Linked DNA regions of Homo sapiens: region 2 is linked to region 1. Evidence: read pairs that join two places in POLR2A ChIA-PET (ENCODE). Cell type or tissue: K562. All regions are shown on one strand. Links, peaks and the distances in the headings refer to the core of each region. The heading gives the core; the rest is flanking DNA. Region 1 overlaps FNBP1 (formin binding protein 1). Region 2 overlaps USP20 (ubiquitin specific peptidase 20).

Evidence for each region. ChIA-PET counts read pairs that join two places held together with the same protein. Peaks named below come from ENCODE experiments on the same cell type or tissue, not always from the same donor. Only the 100,000 strongest peaks of a DNase experiment are listed, where the experiment ranks them.
Region 2: POLR2A ChIA-PET joins it to region 1 with 5 read pairs; 6 of 35 experiments call an interaction of 5 or more read pairs at or near these places.

What each region holds. Positions count from the first base shown.
Region 1 is chr9:129,907,175-129,913,557 of GRCh38, reverse strand. FNBP1 (formin binding protein 1) reads left to right here. Exons shown (of 17, transcript NM_015033.3): 12 at 4,559-4,668. Among named protein-coding and RNA genes, the nearest start is that of MIR6855, 41 kb to the right of the region's middle. RefSeq lists a silencer at 2,714-3,008. In K562, for the core only: no CTCF peak of the experiment used is centred there; a DNase peak (open chromatin) is centred at 2,777.
Region 2 is chr9:129,845,823-129,852,205 of GRCh38, reverse strand. It overlaps USP20 (ubiquitin specific peptidase 20), which reads right to left. Exons shown (of 26, transcript NM_001110303.4): 2 at 2,282-2,393. Among named protein-coding and RNA genes, the nearest start is that of USP20, 14 kb to the right of the region's middle. In K562, for the core only: no CTCF peak of the experiment used is centred there; no DNase peak of the experiment used is centred there.

The DNA.
Region 1 (6,383 bases), core at 761-5,760:
CTCAGGTGATCCGCCCACCTCAGCCCCCCACAGTGCTGGGATTACATGCGTGAGCCACCAGGCCCGGCCAGGTTTGATTTTATTAGTACATAGAACAAGCTTCTCTTACAGAACTCCAGCCACTTAAAACATAGGTACATGTGTATGACCCTCTCTTCCCATACCAACTCCTCCTGTTATGGCCTGTCTTTGTTGTTTTCTTATCTATTTATAAGTTATCAGTACAATGTGTTTTACTGATAGATTTCTTTGCACCTGTTTATACACCTGCACAGAGGCTAAAGCTGTTGTCCAGTGTGGTAGCCACTACCATATGTAGCTATTGAGTTTTTTGTTTTTGTTTTTGTTTTGAGATGGAGTCTCGCTCTGTCACTGAGGATGGAGTGCAGTGGCATGATCCTGGCTCACTGCATCCTCCGCCTCCCGGGTTGAAGCGTTTCTCCTGATTCAGCCTCCCGAGTAGCTGGGATTACAGGCAACTGCCATCATGCCTAGCTAATTTTTGTAGAGACAGGGTTTCACCATGTTGGCCAGGCTGGTCTTGAACTGACCTCAGGTGATCCGCTCACCTCGGCCTCCCAAAGTGCTGGGATTACAGGTGTGAGCCACCACGCCCAACCGCTGTTGAGTTTTAATTAATTAAAATTAAATAAATTTTTAAAAATTCAGTTCCACAATTTCACCAGCCACATTTCAAATGCTTCACAGCCACACATGGCTTCTGTGTTGGAAAGAGCGGCCATAGAACATTGCCATCACTGTAGAAAGTTCTGTTGGACTCACAGCACATAGCAAGGCTCAGCACATATTAACGAGGTGAATGTTGACCACTTGCCAGATTTTGTGACTTTTTTTTTTTTTTTTTTTGAGATGGAGTTTTACTCATGTTGTCCAGGCTGGAGTGCGCAGTAGCGCAATCTCAGCTCACCACAACCTCCACCTCCCGGGTTCAAGCGATTTTCCTGCCTCAGCCTCCTGAGTAGCTGGGATTACAGACGGGCGCCACCACGCCTGGCTAATTTTGTATTTTTAGTAGAGACGGGGTTTTTCCATGTTGGTCAGGCTCGTCTCAAACTCCCGACCTCAGGTGATCCACCCGCCTCGGCCTCCCAAAGTGCCAAGATTACAGGCATGAGCTACCGCGCCTGGCCTAGATTTCCTGATTTCTGAAGCAGTGTATCTTAGCATTGTGTTTTGCTGTATTCCAGCTTTTAAAAAATTCTCAGTTCTGGAAAACATGCTCATTTGATAAAACTCAAACCGTTTTTCCTCTGCTGTTCCACTATGACAATCAACAGAGAAGATTTCTGTGACCAAATATGTGGAGGCTTCCGCTATATATCAAGCAGCAGACACTAGCTGGGTGTCCTTTAATTCAATTCCATTCTGATGCTATCTACCTGGAGATAGTGGCTGATCCTGGGGGTTGAGGGCTCAGTCCTGAAGGACTGCCCCCTCCTTCCCACCAGTCGCAAGTCCAGGCTTCCAGGACTTCTGATGGACTAGCTTCAAGTTGGGGTTCCCCTGACCCTCTCTTTGGGTTCAATTAATTTGCAGGAGCAGCTCACAGAACTCAGGGAAACACTTATATTTACTGGTTTGTTTTTGGGTTTTTTTTTTTTTTTTTGAGACAGAATCTCGCCCGTCGCCCAGGCTGGAGTGTAATGGCGTGATCTTGGCTCACCACAACCTCCGCCTCCCAGGTTCAAGCAATTCTCCTGCCTCAGCCTCTCAAGTAGCTGGAACTACAGGCGGGTGCTACCACACTCGGCTAATTTTTTGTGTCTTTAGTCGAGACAGAGTTTCTCTATGTTGGTCAGGCTGGTTTCGAGCTCCTGACCTTTTGATCTGCCTGCCTCAGCCTCCCAAAGTGCTGGGATTACAGGCGTGAGCCACTGCGCCTGGCCACCACATTTACTGGTTTATTACAAAGGATATTATTAAAAATACAGATGAAGAGATGCTTAGGGCAAGGTGTGGGGGAGGGGGCACAGAGCATCCATGCCCTCCCCGGGCAGCCACTCTCTAAGAATCTCCCCAAAAACCCTGTCCTCTTGGGCCTTTTATGAGACTTCATCAGATAGACATGATTGAAGCATGGACAACCATGTGGAAATGAGATTGGTCAGAAACTGCCTGATCGCATCCTAATAGATCAGGTAGTGACACCCAGCAGGGCCTGTCTGTGCAGATTCTTCTTGGCCTCCCTGTGCAGCCTTCCTTCCTTCAGGGTATGGGGCACGATCCTCATGAAGCCTCTTGAATGAGGATCATATGGCCACAATCAGAATCCTGCCTTGGGCAGGTGAAAGAAGGGCACGTGGAGGTCAGATAGAGAGATTCTGTTTTCTGAGGTCGAAAGTGCTCTGATATTTTAACAAAAGACTGTAGCAAGAGGCCGCGCATGGTGGCTCATTCCTGTAATCCCAGGACGTTGGGAGGCCGAGGTGGGCAGATCGCCTGAGGTCGGGAGTTCGAGACCAGCCTGACCAACGTGGTGAAATCCATAATCCAGAATAATCCAGTTTTCAAATAAATATTGTAGCACCATAGTATACGGAAAACAAGTCTTTATTTTTATATTAAAGGTTAGTTTTGCTTCATCTTAGATTTAGAGTCAAACTTCTTTGGTTTGCTATTAGGAATAGTCACTTCCATTCTGGTTTCACTCAACTCTTATCTCACACACATACACACACACACACACACATTAGAGAGTCAGTCAGTGTGTCTGATGGGTGTGTCTTTGAGAACATTAGCTGAAAGGTCTTTGCGTGGCCTTTTGTGGTCAACTATTTGCTGAATCACACACTTCCCAGCACATCACCCTGGCATTTTATCATAATCAGCCTAGGAACCCAGTCATAAGCCCACATGTAAGCTGCTTGGCAAATGCAACTTGCTTCTGGAATTACATTAACTGGGTCTCCTCTTTCTACCCTGCCCCAAGCCTGCCTTGCCCTTGTTTCAAAAGAATTGAGGGTTTAAAGTAAAATCTCTTTTCTAAATGCCCTGGCTTATCCCTGGTTATTTGAAGAAATTTCTCTCTCTCTTTTTTTTTTTTTTTTGTTTTTTTGAGATGGAGTCTCGCATTGTCGCCCAGGCTGGAGTACAGCGGCACGATCTCGGCTCACTACAACCTCCGCTTCCCGGGTTCAAGCAATTCTCCTGCCTCAGCCTCCCAAGTAGCTGGGATTATAGGCGCTCGCCACCACGCCCAGCTAGTTTTTTATATTTTTAGCAGAGACGGTGTTTCACATTGTTGGCCAGGCTGGTCTCAAACTCCTGACCTTATGATCCACCCACCTCGGCCTCCCAAAGTGCTGGAATTACAGGCATGAGCCACCGTGCCCAGCACGAAATTTCTCTCTCTTTATGAACATAGCCTCACTTAAGTAAAAGCACTTGACATCACAATTTAGCCAGAGCTTTCTAACAAGTAAGCATATGTCAAAGCCTGAAACTGTTGATACTTTCTCCTTAAAGCTCATGCACAGTGTAAAGAGAGCAGCTGCTTCTGAAAAGGGAATCAAGATATCAAAATGCAGTTCTTCTGACAGATTAAAAACCGCGGAGATGAGTTTCGTACACTGTGGAAAACTGATTTTGAGGTCAGGGAGGGCATTCTCTCTGAACTCTGAGAGGCTTCCTAAAGGCCTAAAAGAAGTCACTAGGCTGGGCGCGGCGGCTCATGCCTGTAATCCCAGCACTTTGGGAGGCCAAGGTGAGCAGATCACCTGAAGTCAAGAGTTAGAGACTGTGGAAAATTAGCCGGGCGTGGTGGCACATGCCTGTAGTCCCAGCTACTTAGGAGGCTGAGGCAGGAGAATCGCTTGAACCTGGGTGGCAGAGGTTGCAGTGAGCTGAGATCGCACCACTGCACTCCAGCCTGGGCAACAGAGTGAGACTCTGTCTCAAGGAAAAAAAAAAAGTAACTAGACTTTTAGAGGCAGCAGAGGGAGGTGTGCATGGGGTAAGGAGAAGAGATTTTTTTTTTTTAATGTTCTTTTTCACCCACATTCTCTGAGGAATGTGATGTCCCATCTGTCACTTTACAGGGGTGGAGACTTTTGGCCTCAGCCTGTGTGAAGAGACTGGCAGGAATACTCACGCTAGGGAAAAGGCAGCAGCTAGGCGTGCAGTGGTTGATGGGGTTTGTATTAAGGAAACATAAATTTCATTAACACTTCAGTGTTGCCACTGACATTGATGGTAACACTTGGTAGGAAAAGGAAGAAGACTGTCTCAAAATGTGTTTTTCATGGATTCTCCCTAGAGTCAGAAGTATCTCTTACTCTCCTTTACTGTAGCGTTGCTCACTGCTTTTTCTGGGGCATTCTGGCCAGCATCCATGGAACTGGGAATGGTTTATGGGACTTATGCAGTTTGCATGCATTGATTTTTGCATCTCGGCTGGGTGTAGTGGGAAAGAGCTTAATCTATTTCATGAAGCCACATGCAGATGTCTGCACCCCCCATGGCTGCAGGCTTTGCTTTCAGCCTTCTTTCAAGGAAAGCCTGGGGCTTTCTGGTTTCTCATTTATATTTGTGTCTGCAGGGTGCAACACCGGAGGATTTCAGCAACCTCCCACCTGAACAAAGAAGGAAAAAGCTGCAGCAGAAAGTCGATGAGTTAAATAAAGAAATTCAGAAGGAGATGGATCAAAGGTATAGTGCATCAATATGACTTATTAAGAAATTCAAGGCCAGGCGCAGTGGCTCACAACCTGTAATCCCAGCACTTTGGGAGGCTGCGGTGGGTGGATCACCTGAGGTCAAGAGATCAAGACCATCCTGGCCTACATGGTGAAACCCCGTCTCTACTAAAAATATAAAAACTAGCCAGGTGCAGTGGCACACGTCTGTAGTCCCAGTTACTCAGGAGGCTGAGGCAGCAGAATTGCTTGAACTCAGGAGGCAGAGGTTGCAGTGAGCCAAGATCATGCCACTTCACTCCAGCCTGGGCAACAGAGCAAGCCTCTGTCTCAAAAAAATAAAAAATAATAATAATTAAAAATAAAATAAAAATTAAAAGAAAAGAAATTCAAGTTCAGGCTGGGCATGGTGGTTCACACCTGTAATCCCAGCACTTTGGGAGGCTGAGGCAGGAAGATCGCTTGAGTCCGGGAGTTCAAGACCAGCCCAGGCAACATAGCAAAAACCCTAAAAAAAAAAAAAAGAAAAAAACTAGCCAGGCATGATGGTGTGCACCTGTAGTCCCAGCTATTTGGGAGGCTGAAGTGGAAGGATCACCTGAGCCCAGGAGGTCCTGGCTGCAGTGAGCTATGATCATGCCACTGCACTCCAGCCTGGGCAACAGAGTGAGACCCTATCTCAAAAAAAAAAAAAAAAAGAGAGAGAGACCAGCCTTGGCAACATAGTGAGACCCCATCTCTACAAAAATAAACAAAAGTAGCTGGGTGTGATGGCACACCTGTAGTCCCAGCTACTTGGGAGGCTGAGGTGGGGAGAATTGCTTTAGCCTGGGAGGTGGAGGCTGCAGTGAGCTGTTTGCTTAAGAATCAAAACCCAGCTGGGCACAGTGGCTCACACCTGTAATCCCAGCACTTTGGGAGGCCGAGGCGGGCAGATCACAAGGTCAGGAGATCGAGACCATCCTGGCTAACACGGTGAAACCCTGTCTCTACTAAAATTACAAAAAATTAGCTCGCATGGTGGCGGGCGCCTATAGTCCCAGCTACTTGGGAGGCTGAGACAGGAGAATGGCATGAACCCGGGAGGCGGAGCTTGCAGTGAGCCGAGATTGCGCCACTGCACTCCAGCCTGGGTGATGGAGCGAGACTCTGTCTCAAAACAAAACAAAAAAATCAAAACCCATTTGCCATAAAGCAGAGATGCCATAGAGGAGGAGGGCCTCTGTGAGGGGAAGGTGCATTCATTAAAACAGCTGTAGGAAAAGCCAGTCAAATAACACACACACACACACACACACACACACACACACACACACACACACCCTCACTCCTAGCAAGAGCTAAGGATCTGTCTCAAGAGGTATACCACTGCATTCCACCTTGGGCAACAGAGCAAGACCCCGTCTCCAAGAAAAAAGCACAAAGTAGGATGATAGATGTTAAATACCAAGCACTCCAGATACCCTGGGGTCAAATCTGGCTCTATCAGTTACTACTGCTGATGTGTCAGTGTGCATAACATGCTTGGAACCGTGCCTGGCACATAAGTGTCTGCGAAATAAAATGAATCAATATGTTAAAGGTAAACAAACTACGTGTTTCAATTAAAAGATATTCTCAGAATGGACCAAAAAATTAAAAACCCAATACACAAAGCAATGTATGCTATCTACAAAAGACACATCTAACTTATAAGCTCTAGAAATGTAGAAGTAAAAAAATGGGAGA
Region 2 (6,383 bases), core at 912-5,911, 62 kb after region 1:
TGCACACCAGACAATCTAAAACCACAGATGTTTTGTTAGAGGAGGCCAAATCCATGTCCGTCCAAGGATACAGGCAGAGAAGGCGGCAGTGTAGAAAGGCTGGGTTTCAAAAAGGCAAGCAGCAGATGTTGACATAGGTCTTCTCAAGAGCCTCTGGAGGCCAAGTGCTGGCAGACCACTTATCCCACGTCTTGTGGGAGCCCCCTGCGGAGTGAGGTTTGAACACCAGACCACCATGGGAGCAGGCCATGCAGCACTGCCTCCAGAGAACGTCTTCTGAGAGCAGGGAGAAAGTCAGAGAGAAAGGCAGGAGAACAACCTAGAAAGCAGTCTGTGTTTGCCAAAACATCAGCAGTGGTGCAGCTGGGTGATGGGTTTCAAGAGATGGAAAAAAAAAAAGCTCTGTTGCTTCTGTCTAACTGATACACGTTCATTATAAAAACAAAACTCAAACAAGAAAGCACAAAGTAAAATAAATCACTGATAACAAGTAGCAAACATCTTTCCCAACATTCTCCTGCGTTTCTTTCCCTTTTAAATCAGGGGTATAAAAAGATATCTGTCTTAGAAAATAAATGCTTCCCTCAAGGGAGCACCTTGGTGAAGATGAACAGCTCTGTATCTTGAGTGTGGGGTGGTTACATGGATCTACACGTGTGTTAAAAGTGCAAATAACTGAACACACATGAGTGCCTACAGAACTAGTGAAATCTGAATAAGCTCCATGGATTATGCCAATGTCAGTTTACTGATTGTACTACAGACATACTAAGATGTATTATTAGCTGGGATGCTGGTGCATGCCTGTAGTCCCAGCTACTCAAGAGGCTGAGGTAGGAGATCATGTGAGCCCAGGAGTTCAAGGCTGCAGTGAGCCGTGACCATGCCACTGCACTCCAGCCTGGGTGACAGAGCAAGACCTCATCTCAAAAAAAAAAAAAAAAAAAGTATGTGTTATTCTTACCATTAGGGGAAACTGGGTGAAGGTACAAAGGACCTTAGGGTACATTTTTTGCAACTGCCTGTGAATCTATAATTATTTCAAAAGAAAACATTTAAAAATGAGTAACTAAATAAATGCTTCACCTACGGTATTTTAGCAGAATCAAATCCAGGAATCTGACTGCTGATTATAGCTTCAAACTGTTGCCAAATAAGGTCCAAACCAACCAAAGATGTAACTGGAGCCAAGACTGCTTTAACCAAAGGCAGAAGCCTCTGTGACTGCATGAGTCTTAAAAACAAAACAAAAGACTGGGTGCGGTGGCTCATGCCTGTAATCCTAGCACTTTGGGAGGCCGAGGCGGGCAGATCACCTGAGGTCAGGAGATCAAGACCAGCCTGACCAACATGGAGAAATCCCGTCTCTACTAAAAATACAAAATTAGCCGGGCATGATGCACAAGCCTATAATCCCAGCTACTCAGGAGGCTGAGGCAGGAGAATCGCTTGAACCCAGGAGGCGGAAGTTGTGGCAAGCCAACATCGTGCCATTGAACCGCAGCCTAGGCAACAAGAGCGCAACTCCATCCCAAAACACACACACACACACAAAAAACAAAAAACAAAGGCAGAAGCTGCATGTGTGCCCACCTGATCTGAGAGGTGGACCCCCAGACTCCTCCTTACGTGCCCCTCCCTGTCCCAAATGGTCAGCCAGGGTCAACTGGCCAGATTCTCATTCAGAACGTGAGTTACTAAAACTCATGAGGTGTCAGATACCAAACCAAGTGCTTTTTGTGCATTCGTTTATGAAAAACTCTTCCAGCAATCGTTGAGGCAGCTGTGATCAGCCCCATTTCACAGACTAAGGAACAGAGGCTCCTTCTTGTCTAAGGTCTCATAGGAATGTTGGCGCTAGAGCTGAACCTCAAGTGGGTCAGATCCTAAGGGCCCGCTCAGTTGCTTTCTAACTTATAGAAAATGTAAATGTGAAAAGCAGGCAGAACTTACCGTCACATTAAAGATGAGCATAAAGAAAAAAAAGGAAAAAACAAAGTAGACCAAACTATATAACGCACTTCCATGTTTCCATGTACCTAGACTCATCAATTAACAACTCATGGCCAATCTTGCTTCATCTCAACCTCCTGCTTCCTCTTGCTTTTGTAGCAAGTCCCAGACACACAGGCGATCACATTCCATCTGTATTTTTCTAAGAGATAAAGACTTAAAAAAAAAAACCCCATAATCACAATTCCATTCTTTCATCTAAAGAGAAAAATCCATGTGTCCTCCTCAGTCCGTGTTGAAGGGACCCGAGAGGAGGCCATGGGCTTACCTCTGGGTGACACGAAGCCCACAGGAAGCGGCCAGCATTCGCATCCTTTGTTGACAGCTGACAGCGACGGGCTATAGGGGTCTGGAGTGAGTGGAGGCCTCTGGCAAGGAGCCTGGGGGATGAACCAGAGCATTTCACACAGTTCTGTTATTATTACTTTTAAGACAGCCTCTTGCTCGCTTGCCCAGGCTGGAGTTGCAGTGGCATGATCACAGCTCACTGCAGCCTTGACCTTCTAGGCTCAAGCAATCCTCCCACCTCAACTTCCCAAGTAGCTGGGACTATAGGTGTGCACCACCACACCCACCTAATTTATTTAAAATTTCTTGTAGAGACAGGGTCTTGTTTTGTTGTCCAGGCTGGTCTTGAACTCCTGGGCTCAAGTAGTCCTCCCACCTCAGGCCTTCCAAAGTGCTGAGATTATAGGCGTGAGCCACTGTGCCCAGACAGTTCCGTTATTTTAAAATCACTCTTAGCACCAACTAGAAGCTAAAAAGGGCCCAGCATTCCTCCTGGGAGGAACTAATTTCAGGATATTGGGGATGTCCACAGGCTAGACTACTCCCTGTGCAGCCAGAGAGCAATACCACCACATCACTCCTGGGCCAGCTGGCCAAGGCTCAGGCAGAGCTGGCACGCAGGGGCAGCCCCTCCTAGGGAGTGCTGGCCTTCACTAGTCACTGCTGAGGCATTACCTTGGTGCTCCCCAGGAGGAAACCTGCACAGGTCTGCTGGAGGGGTCTACAGGGCCTCTCCTATTGTCCCATCAGGCTACCACAGTCCATCAACCCTCTGGACAGGAAGGCCTGGCCCCTTCCACACATGCCACCAGGCCCCTCAGGCCATCCTTTGAGCTCTCAGGGATTTCCTGAGAACCCCCGACCCTCAAGTGTTCAGCAGGCCCAGGCTGCAGGCACAACCGGGCTCATCCACACATTGCCACTACCCACACTTCACTGGCAGGTCACAGTTTCCCAGATGTGGACAGCTCAAAGAGGGAGAGGCAGTTAGAAGCTACCATTTAAAATAGTCACATGACAATGACAGCTTCAAGATTCCAAATTCCAAACCTCCTCACTTGAAGCCAGGTTTTTTAGTTTTCTTCATTGTTTCTGCTGAGGCCATGTGCCCTGAGTCGGCACTAGTCTTACACTATTTTAAGCTGCAGTGGTGTGGGTTTTGCTAGCATCTTTGGTAAGTGATCATCTCTCCAGTCGGGTGGCTGGGGAGGGAGTGGGCAGGTTATAACTTGGCCCATTCTTTTTTTTTTTTTTGAGATAGTCTCACTCTGCCGCTCAGGCTGGAGTACAGTGGCATGATCTTGGCTCACTGCAACTTCTGCCTCCCGGGTTCATGAAATTCTCCTGCCTCAGCCTCCTGAGTTGCTGGGATTACAGCTGTGTGCCACCATGCCCGGCTAATTTAACAGACTCACTCTTGATTTGCAAGTGCAATTGGACTTACATTCTTGCAACTTCAGAGAGAAAAATCAGCCCTGTGGCTAACAGCCCTCAATGTATTCTCACTACTCCCATTTTACAGATGAAGACACAGAATTGGAACTTAAGTAACTCAGGAACTTGGCAGAGGTCAATCACCTGGCTAGTTTTTTTTGTTTTGTTTTGCTTGAGATGGAGTTTCGCTCTTGTTGCCTAGGCTGGAGTGCAATGGTGCGATCTCAGCTCACCGCAACCTCCGCCTCCCGGGTTCAAGCAATTCTCTTGCCTCAGCCCCTTGAGTAGCTGGGATTCCAGGCATGCGCCACCATGCCCAGCTAATTTTATATTTTTAGTAGAGATGGAGTTTCTCCATGTTGGTCAGGCTGGTCTCAAACTCCTGACCTCAGGTGATCCGCCTGCCTCAGCCTCCCAAGTGCTGGGATTACAGGCGTGAGCCACCGTGCTCGGCCCACCTGGCTAGTTTGTAACAGGTGTGGCCCTGATCAGATCTGTGTGGTGCAGAGTCTTGCTCTAAATCATGAGTCGGATTTAGAGAAACATTAAACTGAGCAAAAAAAAAAAAAAAAATCAGATACAAAAACATATATACCATATGATTCTATTTATATAAAATTCCAAGACAGACAAAACTGATGATGATAGAAACTGGATCAGTGATTGCCTGGGGCAAAGGGGAGAGTTATGTTGCAGACAAGAAGGAACTTTCTGTGGTGTTGGAATGTTCTAGATCTTGTCTGGTGTGGGGTTTAATCAAGTGTATACACCTGTCAAATCGTGTGCACTGTATCTTTAAAGTGCGTGCATTTTATTATATGTAAATTATACCTCAATAAAGTTGATTAAAAGCATTTTAAATCAGAATGAGGCCAGGCACAGTGGCTCACACCTGTAATCCCAGCACTTTGGGAGGCTGAGGCGGGCGGATCATGAGATCAGGAGTTGGAGACCAGCCTGGCCAACATGGTGAAACCCTGTCTCAACTAAAAATACAAAATTTAGCTGAGTGTGGTGGGAAGCGCCTGTAATTCCAGCTACTCAGGAGGTTGAGGTGGAAGAATCACTTGAACCTGGGAGGCGGAGGCTGCAGTGAGCTGAGATCGCACCACTGCACTCCAGCCTGGGCGACAGAGCAAGACTCCATCTAAAAAAAAAAAAAAAAAAAAAAGTGTTGGCTGTTGGCGAGGGTGTGGATAAATTGGAGCCCTGTGCACTGTTGGTGGGAATGTGAAATGGTGCAGCTGCTGCAGAATGCAGTATGGCAGTTCCTCAAGAACTGTAAAATAGTACCACACTATTGAGCAATCCACATCTGGGTATACACCCAAATGCACTAAAAACGGCAACTCAAAGAAATATTTGTGCACCTATGTTCATAGCTGCATTATGTGCAACAGCCAAAAGACAATGCAAACCAAGTGCCCATCAATAGACAAAACATGATATACCCATACAATGAAATATGATTCAGCCTAAAAAGGGAAATTTTGACACACGCTACAACATGAACCCTAAAGACACCTACTCAGTAAAACAAGTCAGGCTGGGTATGGTGGTTCATGCCTGTAATCCCAACACTTTGGGAGGCTGAGGCAGGCGGATCACTTGAGGTCAGGAGTTTGAGACCAGCCTGGGCAACATGGTGAAACCTCGTTTCTACTAAAAATACAAAAATTAGCCGGGCGTGGTGGCGGGAGCCTGTATTCCCAGCTAGTAGGGAGGCTGAGGCAGGAGAATCGCTTGAACCTGGGAGGCAGAGGTTGCAATGAGCCAAGAAGATCGTGCCACTGCACTCCGGCCTGGGTGACAAGAGCAAAACTCCATCTTAAAAAAAAAAAAAAAAAAGACAGTAACTTCTCAGAAAATATTTGCTGAATGGCCCCAAAATACAAAGTTATAAAACACTATTAGGCCATGTTGGGCGGCTCATGCCTGTAATTCCAGCACTCTTGGAGGCCGAGGCAGGAGGACTGCTTGAGCCCAGGAGTTTGAGATCAGCCTGGGCAACATGGTGAAACCCCATCTCTACAAAAAATTTAAAAATTAGGTGGGCATGGTGGTGCACGCACCTGTAGTCCCAGCTACTCGGGAAGCTGTGATGGGAGGATGGCTGGAGCCCAGAAGTATGAGGCTGCAGTGAGCTATGATGGCACCACTGCATTCCAGCCTAGACAACAGGGTAAGACCCTATCTCAAAAAAAAAAAAAAAAAAAAAAAAAATATATATATATATATATATGGCTGGGCGCAGTGGCTCACGACTGTAACCCCAGCACTTTGGGAGGCCGAGGCGGGAGGACCATGAGGTCAGGAGATCAAGATCATCCTGGCTAACATGGTGAGACCCCGTCTCTACTAAAAGAAAATACAAAAAAATTGGCTGGGTGTGGTGGCGGACGCCTGTAGTCCCAGCTACTCGGGAGGCTGAGGCAGGAGAAAGGCATGAACCCAGGAGGCTGAGCTTGCAGTGAGCCGAGATCGCACCACTGCGCTCCAGCCTGGGCGACAGAGCGAGACTCTGTCTCAAAAAAAACAAAACACAAAACAAAACAAAAAAAACCTATTATTACAGTAAACTCTTATTTTGGTGAAATAATGTGTTTTAGGCCTAGAGAAAGGATGCTATCATCTTTTCTGGAGGATAG